Linked DNA regions of Homo sapiens: region 1 is linked to region 2. A link is a loop called in an ENCODE intact Hi-C map of the cell type or tissue named here. Cell type or tissue: PC-9. All regions are shown on one strand. Each heading gives the region's core, and the rest is flanking DNA. Links, peaks and the distances in the headings are about the cores only. Region 1 overlaps AP1AR (adaptor related protein complex 1 associated regulatory protein). Region 2 overlaps LINC02945 (long intergenic non-protein coding RNA 2945).

Evidence for each region. A loop is a pair of places that touch in the nucleus more often than their neighbours do. Peaks named below come from ENCODE experiments on the same cell type or tissue, not always from the same donor. Only the 100,000 strongest peaks of a DNase experiment are listed, where the experiment ranks them.
Region 1: a loop joins it to region 2, with 6 times the contacts of the local background. A loop is called at or near these places in 12 of 110 quality-filtered maps.

The regions. Positions count from the first base shown.
Region 1 is chr4:112,232,924-112,238,308 of GRCh38, reverse strand. The region is part of intron 1 of AP1AR (adaptor related protein complex 1 associated regulatory protein); the gene reads right to left. Among named protein-coding and RNA genes, the nearest start is that of AP1AR-DT, 3.5 kb to the right of the region's middle. RefSeq lists a silencer at 3,145-3,194. In PC-9, for the core only: CTCF peaks have their summits at 2,888 and 3,094 (motif pointing right); a DNase peak (open chromatin) is centred at 3,128; H3K4me3 peaks cover 2,137 bases; H3K27ac peaks cover 992 bases.
Region 2 is chr4:112,072,836-112,078,220 of GRCh38, reverse strand. All of the region lies in intron 1 of LINC02945 (long intergenic non-protein coding RNA 2945), which reads left to right. It also overlaps the pseudogene TUBB8P3. Among named protein-coding and RNA genes, the nearest start is that of LINC02945, 37 kb to the left of the region's middle. RefSeq lists an enhancer at 880-929. In PC-9, for the core only: a CTCF peak has its summit at 2,857 (motif pointing left); a DNase peak (open chromatin) is centred at 4,790.

The sequences.
Region 1 (5,385 bases), core at 253-5,252, 160 kb before region 2:
TTAAAAAAATGAAGGATAGGAGAAATTGTAGTTTTGTAGATCCTGCAAGTTCAAATAACTCTTCTGGCTGTTCATTCAACAAATGTAAGATACTGAGAATGGAGAGAGTGATAAAACACAGTCCTTGACCTCCTTGAGGAGCTCTTAGCGTACATCATGGTACATATGGTACCAGGAGTTGGCAACTATGGCCCACTGGCCAAATCTGGCCCTCTGCCTATTTTTGTAAATAAAGTTGCATTGAAATATAGCCACACTCATTTGTTGAAATGCTGTCTATGGCTGCTCTTGCACTAAAACAGGCAAGTTCAGTAGTTGTGACAGACCATACCACCTGCCAACCCTAAAATACATATTATCTGGCCCATTACAGAAAAAGTTTGCCAACCCTTGATATAGAGCAAAAATAAGCCTGTAGAAAATATTATTTCCTCAGGGAGATAATATGGTTTCAGGGGCTTGGAGCGGGTTTCATAGGGAAGGTAAGTAAGGTAAGGTAAAGGTAAGTGAAAGCTCACAAAAAAACTAAAAAAAGAAGGAATATCACAGAGGCCAGGCGCAGTGGCTCACAACTGTAATTCCAACACTTTGGGAGGCTGAGGTATGCAGATCACTTGAGTTCAGGAGTTCGAGACCAGCATGGGCAACATGGTGAAACCCTGCGTGTCTCTACAAAAAATACAAAAATTAGCCAAGCGTGGTGGCCTGCGCCTGTAGTCCCAGCTACTTGGGAGGCTGAGGTAGAATTGCTTGAGCCTGGGAGGTGGAGGTTTTAATAAGCCTAGATCACACCACTGCACTCCAGCCTGGGTGACAGAGTGAGACCTCGTCTCAAAAAAAATAAAAATAAAAAAGAAAATAAATATCACCCACAAAGGCACAGGGTTAGAAAACACTGTATTTGGCCAGGCGCAGTGGCTCACGCCTGTAATCCCATCACTTTAGGAGGCCGAGACGGGGGGATCACGAGGTCAGGAGTTCGAGACCAGCCTGGCCAACATGGCGAAACCCCGTCTCTACTAAAAAATACAAAAATTAGCCAGGTGTGGTGGCACACACCTGTAATCCCAGCTACTCGGGATGCTGAGGCAGGAGAATTGCTTGAACCTGGGAGGCGGAGGTTGCAGTGAGCAAGATCACACCACTGCACTCCAGCTTGGGCAACAGGGCAAGATTCCGTCTTGGGGAAACAAAAAGAAAACACTGTATTTTAGGAAAACAAGAACAAGCACAGTCCATCTGGTATATAGGATATTAAAAGTGGTAAGAGAGAGGATGGGAGAGAATAACACTGGTAAAAACAGGTTAAGGTTACATTGCTTTGTCCAAAGTTTAAACTAGTAGTTGGGAGGATAGTAAGTTATCAAAAAGTTAAAATGCTAAGATTTATGAATGACACGTTTTTTGAAATTAGAATAGCTTTAATGTTATTCTTTTAATGTTTTTCTCACTGATTTGTATCCTGACATTTTTTGACAAAGAGATTATAGAAACCCAAATATAGAACTAAATATCATCCTGAGTATACAAAGGGACAGTATGCCATACATTTGAATGCCATGTAATTCATCATGCTGTCACAGAAGGAAAAAAGACTTTTAAATTTAGGGCCGGGCGCAGTGGCTCGTGCCTGTAATTCTAGCACTTTGGGAAGCCGAGGTGGGCAGATCGTTTCAGGTCAGGAATTCGAGACTAGCCAGGCCAACATGGTGAAATCCTGTCTCTATTAAAAATACAAAAATTAGCCAGGCATGGTGGTGGGTGCCTGTAATCCCAGCTACTTGCGGAGCTGAGGCAAGACAATCACTTGAACTCAGGCGGTGGAGGTTGTAGTGAGCCAGGATTGTGCCAGTGCATTTCAGCCTGGGCAAGAGAGCGAGACTCCTTTTTGGGGGAAAAAAAAAAAAAGACTTAGAAATTTAGCTATGGGAATCAGGGAGCAGATGGAAGTTGCTGAGCAAAGGAAAGAAACAATCCAATGCGGGTTTTAGAAAGCCTAACTCATGATAGGAAGGGAGGGTGGGCTGAAGTATGAGAGCTACAATAGAGAGAGTAGTCTGGAAGCTGCTGACTAAGCAGTTTGAAAGGCAATGTTTATGGCAGAAGACAGGAAGAAAACAGGTTCAGTATGTTTAAGGAGAGACTGAAAATAATATATAGAGATTTAATTGAATATATCCAAGAGTGCCTCTTAGGTAGACAACTGAAAAGATCTACAAGCAGAAGATGAGATTTGGAAGTAGTGGTGGTTGAAATCATAGGAATGGGTAAAATTTCTTCAGGGGCAGGTAATACACATATGAAGGAAATTAAAAAAGAGAAGACAAGAAAATCTCCACATTTAATAGACAGAGTAAGAATAGCTAGGAGAGAAACAGGAAAATAAGATAAAGGTGATATTGTGGAAGTCAAGCGCATAGTTTCAAGAAAAAGACAGCTTAGCACACAGAATAAAGAGTCAAGTTGTTCAGGTATATTCATAAGTTCTTCTGGTGACAACGTTCAAGATACTGCAATGAGAGAGATAGCAACCAAATGTTTACCTATAGAATAAAGTGCCATGAACTATTTGTGGTGGTTAAGGATAAGAACTCTGAATTCAGAGGGACCTGGGTTGCAATCCCAGCTCTGCTATCTTGGGAAAGTTCAACTTTCTAAGTTTCAGTTTTCAACCTATAATATATATAATATATATACTTACTTGCCTCACAGGATTGCGGGGAGGAATAAGTGAGATAATATAAAGTACTTAGAACAGTGCCTGGCACATAGGAAGTAACGGAATGTTGTCAGTTATTATTAAAATCATTTTTACTAGGAATGGAAAAGCAAATCACTGTGAACTATTGCCTGAAAGCAACTTGGCTGCTGGAGCCAAAAAGGCCAACAAATGTTACATATTGATGAGGATACAAAATATGGTTTACCTTTCTATAAAAACTAGTTTATCTTAAGTGGAATCACTATGTGGAATTATACAGTAATATAGAAATAGGAATTAAATACAACACAACAAAACTTAATTGGGTCTTCTATCTGAGAAAGAAAAAACTAAGTCTATACAAAGGCCTGCTCAGAGAAACAGGAGAACTGACCAGCAGATGGAGCCCTGTAGAAAGTGTTGGCAGGCAAAACTCCAGTGAAGAAGTATGACTCATTAGGATGCCTAAGTTTTATTCCTTAAAGATATTTAATTCTCTCTGCTTTAATCACCAAATGACTTCATTAGTAGTAGGGTTTCCAACATACGTCAACACTGATATTGATATTTTGACTGGTGAAACAGATATCCTAGAATATACAATACTAGAATTCCCTAGTATTTTATAAACTGGAAAAAGTGGTAATTCTGGTTTTGAGATTAAAATAGTAAAAAACGAGTGATCTGATTTTCAGATTTCTCAGGGGTATGTCAATCTGCAAGACTCAGAAACCAGGCCTTAGATCATAAGGCTTCCCTGTGAAGTCTAGCTTAAATCAAGCTAAAAAAGTTGAGGACACCCTCTTCTTTTGTGGTCACTACAAAGACATATAGGATCAAATCAAGTTTTTGTGATTACTCCTCAACTTTTTCACCTTTAGAAGAACTACTAACTATCCAGACCTATACTTGAAAGAAAATCAAAACAGCTGATAAAAAAAAAAAAAAACTAAAATAAGAGTTTAACCTTATTGCACAAGTAACTATATCCATCTGTCTCTACATGCTTACTGGAAGCTGCTAAAACAGTATTAAAATTGATGTTAAACAATAAGTTAATCAGAAAATTCAAGTAAGGGAACCGTCAAATCCTGTTTATAGACTTAAAGTAATAGGATCAATATCACCATTATATAATTTTAGATGACAGTGTCCACAACCTATAAACTCTCACTGCCTCCACAGGACTTGTTCAAAGAGCTTTGCCCACAAACAGTAAAAATCCAACCACAAGTTGAGTATACCTAACCCCAAAACCCAAAATCTGAAATGTTCCAAAATCTGAAACTTTTTGAGTGCCAACATGTTACTCAAAGAAAATGTTCATTGGAGAATTCTGGATTTCAGATTTTCAGATACTACACCAGTATATAATGCATATATTCCAAAATCTGAATAAAAATCTGAACTCCAAAGCAAGTATTTCAGATAAGAAATACTCAACCTGCTGGCCGGGCGCGGTGGCTCATGCCTGTAATCCCAGCACTTTGGGAGGCCAAGGCTGGCGAATCATGAGGTCAGGAGATCAAGACCATTCTGGCTAACAGGGTGAAACCCGGTCTCTACTAAAAATACAAAAAAATTAGCCGGGCATGGTGGCGGGCGCCTGCAGTCCCAGCTACTCAGGAGGCTGAGGCAGGAGAATGGCGTGAACCCGGGAGGCGAAGGTTGCAGTGAGCCGAGATCGCGCGCCACTGCACTCCAGCCTGGGCGACAGAGCGAGACTCCGTCTCAAAAAAAAAGAAAGAAATACTCCACCTGCTTATGTTTTTATGGCATATCTACAGACAATTAACACTCACGCTGATTCATGGATTTCCTCCTGCCACCTCCCTGTGCTGCCAAGCTCACGAGCTGAGGGAGTAGAACCTACAATTTTAATGCCGTACTCTACGGAGACCCCATGAAAAAAACAAAACTAAAGTCCACAGACACATCATGTAGTCCAAAGTCAAATATAAAGTTTTTTGCTTATCCATTTAGAATGTAAGTACTGCTCCCTCACCAACCAACTTTCTTGGAGTTAGAATTTAACGCCCTGTAACACAACTACAAATAATAGTAAAAGCCAAAGATTGTGTGGCATCTAGTTATTGGGCAAGCCTACTTAAGCAGCTTGACCTTGTAAGTTTCATTCACACACAAAAATTATAAATACTTAAACCAGATGATCCTGGATGACAAGATAAAACAACTGTCATGTCCCACTCAAGAGTAATAACTCATAAATTAGGGAAATCGAAATATTACACTAGGCACAAACTGCAAATCCTTGCCCTTCCATTCTAGGGATACTTAGTGTAAAACCTTAGCTATTTTGTATCAGAGAGGTGACACAATGCCTAATTAATGAATGAGAATCCTATATTTTATAAGATCTCCATTACCAAAGATTCAAATTATGATCATTTACTGCAATTTATTTATGTTGAACATCTTATTACCCAATAATGTTAGTTAAATGGAACAGATTATGAAAAATTAGCAATCTGTTTCAGAAAGTGCAAAACAGTCTTAGTCCTTACACAAACTGGCTTGGTTCAGATTTTCAATTCTAGGTTTGAATTCCGGAGGGACATTTAATAACAACAAAGCCAACCCCAAAGGAATTTGCTCTAATTTTTTCAATATATATGAAATAAAAAAACACAAAAACGGAATTATGAAATTACTATTCTGTGGAT
Region 2 (5,385 bases), core at 234-5,233:
AATGTGCCTGAACAGCTCCTGGATGGCCATGTTGTTGCCAGTGAAGGCAGCAGACATTTTTAGCCCTGGAGGTGGGATGTCACAGAAAGCTGTTTTCACATTGTGGGGGATCCAGTCAGCAAAGTAGCTGCTGTTCTAGTTTTCGCTGTTAAGCATTTGCTCGTCCACCTCCCTCCGGGACATGTGGCCCCTGAAAATGGCAGCTGCCATTAGGTAGCAGCCTTGCAGGGGTCGCACCGGCAGTCATCATAGTCTTGGCATCAAACGTCTGCTGGGTGAGCTCAGCCACCATCAAGGCCCGGTACTGCTGGCTGCCCCGGCTGGTCAGCAGGATAAAGCCAGGCATGAAGAAGTGCAGGTGGGGGAATGGGACCATGTTTATGGCCAGTTTCCCAAGGTCAGCATTCAGCTGGCCTGGGAAGTGCAGGCAGGTGGTGACCCCACTCATGGTGGCAGATACCAGGTGGTTCAGGTCACCATAGTTGGGTGTGGGCAACTTTAGGGTTCTGAAGCAGATGTCATAGAGAGCTTCATTATCAATGCAAAAGGTCTCACCTGCATTTTCTATGAGCTGGTAGACTGAGAAAGTGGTGTTGTAGGGCTCCACCACTGTGTCGGACACCATGTACATGAAGAAACTGCCAGCCACCTTTACACTAGGTGCACAGAATAAATCAAACCAACTTTTCTTCTTCAGAGAAGAGTCACTTGAGTGCCCCACTAAGTTCTGAAACATATGGTAATTAGGCCCCCATGGCCCTGGAGGAAGTGTGTAACAAAAACTTTTTGTGGCTTCAAAGTTTCTTCTCTTCAGATCCCACTGTCTGCTGACAGGGCCAGCCTTAGGGTGTGAGAACAGTGCAGTCACACAGGATCCCCAGCTCAGAAGGGCCCCATAACTGGGCTTAATGCTCAGCAGTTGCTGTCATGACATTCCTTGTAGTTTTATTTTAGAATTTGTATTTTCATAAGTGAAGTCCGATGGAAAAATGGAGCATGTGCCAGGGACATGGAGCCTCAGCTCCCTCTCGGTCCCCCTCCTCCCACTTCCCCAGGATGGGTTCATGGCTACCTGCTTCCTATGCCCTCACACCCTGGCCTCACCCTGCCTCTTCCTCTCTGCTTGTACCCCATTAACTGATGTGCCTTCTGCTTGAGGTGGTCACCTCAAGGGTGTTGGGGTTGAGATGGGCAGCATTCTGCCATTGCCTTTTTCCCCTAGTGGGGGCTTGAACACCGATATGGGAGGTTCAGGGTCGATGTGTGCCCCACAGCATCTCAGGGCAGGGCGAGGTGGTGGCTGTCCCTGCCCCAGGCTGGTAACTCCACGGTACATTTGGTGAGTGAGTTGGCAGGAAAGTCTTTGGCCCACCATATCCAGACACTGAATGCATGGCATGGAGGTTCCCATTCCGTGGTGGTTGCCCATCCACTCTGGGTTGGGACAGTGGGACCATGGAACTGTGGGAAGAGGCGAATGACCTTTCCGCCCCTGAGTAGGGCACAGCCTGTCAGTTTGGTGGATGCAGAGAGGTCGTGGGCTACATGCATAGGGTCACAGGCAGGGCTCCTGGGCACCTGTGAAGATCTGTACTTGCCCTGCAAGTATTCCCATGCCTGAGGGAGCATAACTTTAAATAGCAAATAAAAATCACCATGACAGGAGAAGAGAGAGAGACTGTGGAAGAAAGGAAAACATTTAATATAGTAGTACTTTTACTGGCACTCTTTTCCTGACTTTTGAACAAAAGGTCCTGAATTTCCATTTGCATTGGGCTTTGCAAATTATGTGGCTGGTCTTGTCTGCAGAGCTTGTTACTGGGTGGTTGGGGGTCAGTGAGCCTTTTGGGAGGAAAGGTCCTGGAGACTTCTCTGATGGACAAAAGTGTCCTTGACTCACATCTAGTGGCAGGTAAGGGCCACAGATCTACATAGGAAAACCTGTGAGAAAAGGTGGACCCTGGATTTTTGCTCTTGCACAGCCATCAGGGCCTAGAACAGGCACCATACATTCAATTGGCTGTGGCAAGTAACAACCAGCATCAGGGAATGTGGAGTGGAGGGCACTGCAGCGAAGTGCTTGCCTTGAGCAATCTGATATGGAGGAGGTGAGAGATGCTATTGCGATTCAGCCCCAGATGGTGTTGCTGTGCCGGATAGGAGCTCAGTACTGCAGTATTATCCAAGAGAAACTGGAGATACAGCTTGTTTGGGTGAAAAATTTTTATAAATTAAAAAAAAATTTTTTTAATGAGACAGTCTGGCTCTGTCACCTAGGCTGGGGTACAGTGGTGTGATCTTGGCTCACTGCCACCTCTGCCTCCTGGGTTCAAGTGATTCTCCTGCCTCAGCCTCTTGAGTAGCTGGGATTACAGGCACACGCCACCATGCCCAACTAAATTTTTGTATTTTTATTAGAGAGGAGGTTTCACCATGTTGGCCAGGCTGGTCTCAAACTCCTGACCACAAGTGATCTGCCCACCATGGCTTCCCAAAATACTGGGATTACAGGCGTGAGCCACTGTGCCCGACCTGTGTGAAAATTTTTATATGAAATTTCAAACACAGTATGGATAAACAAAATATTTCAAGGAGACATATTTGAACTGGGGCCCCTTTGTTTGCAGGTCATGGGGTAAGTTGGTTCTGACATAATATGTTACCAGGGCTGTAAACCCCTCTAGACTCAGCCACCCTAGCCTGATTTTCATGCTTTGAGAAGAAAACTGGACATCTGAGTAGGAGATTGAAGAGCCCTGATTTACACTCAAGTGTGCAGTTATACAGGGTCTGGGTCTGTAAAGGATTTTGCTGAGGATAGACATGCCACCGCCATCAGATTGTGAATGTATATTAGGTTTCAACAACGACATCTAGTGGCAATGAAAGAAACAACAGCCTTGCTGAGCCCAGGAAGTTTTCTCCATCAGCCAGGAGTTTAGAGTGAGTAAGCCACTGGACTCAAGAGTGGGAAAGGGTAGGTCTCAAGAGAGAGATAATGGATTTTCTATTAATACAGACAAGTGGGGGAGAGGGTGATTCCATGGAAATATACAAGATATGACCAAACATGCATTCCAAGCCAGTTATATGGGCCATTCTAGTTACATTACTACTGAATTGTTTTGATTAAATGCCACAGAAGTTAAAATAGCAAACTTTCATTTAAGTTTTCCTCTTATTTATGGAAATTCAATAGGACTATTTCAGGAAGGCTTAATATTAGTATCAATTTTTAGTAAATGTTTTATGACTTTATAGTCAGATATTGACCAGTAATAATATCATTTAATATATCTTACACATGATCTTAGTCAAAAGGCAAAGAAGTGATATATGTGTTCAATATATAATAAGCAATAAATAATTACTGAGTCTGGCACAGTTCTAGGCTAAGTATATGTATTAGGTGTCTTATTTGACATTTAAATTCATCATAATATTTCTTGTGTTTTAACTTGAGGGAATGCAAAGAAATAAAAATATGAGATTCTCCCTTAGGTATTCATGTGCTGTATAAATATTTATTGAGTATGCACCACGTACCAGATTAGATGCCGGGATACAATAGCAAGTAAGATGTTTATACTTGCTATTTTCATGGAGCTTACAATCTAGTATGGTAAGTGGTATTAGGCAAACCCTTAGCACAAATAATTAACATCAATTGTGTTAAGTGCTATGAAGGAGAAGCATACAGGGAACTGGAAGCAGGTTTGGGGGTCAAGGCTCAGCAATCGAAGTAGACAGTAATTAGCAATGAGGCTGAAAAGGAAGTTGAGACTAAATCATGTAAGGCCTTGAAGGTTGTATCCAGGATTTAGCTTCTTATTCCAAAAACAATGTACGGACATTGAAGGATTTTAAGCAGTTAAGTGCCATAATCAGATATTAAAAAAAAAAAAAACCCACTCTGGCTTCAGTGAGTAAAACAGATCATACCTACATGAGAAAATCAACACGAGAAGCATTGCTTGAACATATAGGACTTTTGGAATTAACTATAGAACTAGGCACATCAGGAAGCAATGTTCAAGTAAAATTACTGCTTTGTGTGTATTATGGGATAAAATAAGAGGTCTATGTTGGGTGTTTCATTTTATCAGATAAAATTTTAATTTTTTTTTATCATGAAGGAGTCAAAGGAGTAATTTCCTGTCCTTCTTTTTGCAGTGTTATTAATGTCAGAAGCTGACAGATTAAAAAATGATGTTCTACATGGACAAAGCCTGGCATATTTGTAACTTTCAATATGTAGCTATGATAAACTGCATTAATAGCTAAGGAAATGAGTTTGGATTTAAAGGATACTTTTTTCTTGGATTGGATTTTGGTTGGAAAAAAGGATCTTAGGTAAGAAGGATTTTTTTTTCCCATTTACTGGGGGAACCAGCCCCAGTATTTCAACATAGGTTCTTTTCTATTTTCCCTAAGTGTTGGCTGGTCTGAGAAATAAAGAGAAAGAGTACAAAGAGAGGAATTTTACAGCTGGGCCTCTGGGGATGACATCACATATTGGTAGGACCGTGATGATGACCCCGAGCCACAAAACCAGCAAGTTTTTATTAGGGATTTTAAAAGGGGAGGGGGTGTATGAACAGGGAGTAGGTCACAAGGATCACATACTTCAAAGGGCAATAAAGATCACAAGGCAAAGGCAAAATTAGAAATACTGATGAGGGTCTATGTCCTGCCATGCACGTATTGTCTTGATAAACATCTTAACAGGAAACAGAGTTTGAGAGCAGATAACTGGTCTGACTAGAATTTACCAGGCTGGAATTTCCCAATCCTAGTAAGCCTGAGGGCACTGCAGGAGACCAGAGCGTATTTCAGTCATTATTTCAACTGCATAAGACAGACACTCCCAGAGCGGCTGTTCATAGACCTCCCCCAAGGAATGCATTCCTTCCCCAGGGTTATTACTTGCTGGGAAAAGAATTCAGTGATATTTCTCTTATTCGCACGTCCGTTTATAGGCTCCCTGCAAGAAGAAAAATAGGGCTGTATTCTGCCCAACCCTGCAGGCAGTCAGACCTTATGGTTGTCTTCCCTTGTTCCCTGAAAATCACTGTTATTCTGTTTTTTTTTTAAGGTGCACTGATTTCATATTGTTCAAACACACATATTTTACAATCAATTTGTACAATAGTGATCCTCAGGTGACGTACATTCTCAGCTTACAAAGATAATGGGATTAAGAGATTAAAGACAGGCATAAGAAATTACAAGAGTATTAATTTTGGGAAGTGATAAATGTTCATGAAATCTTCACAATTTATGTTCTTCTGCCTCAGCTCCAGCTGGTCCCTCTGTTCAGGGTCCCTGACTTCCCACAACACCCTTCATAGTGATATGATTTGGCTCTGTGTCCCCACCCAATCT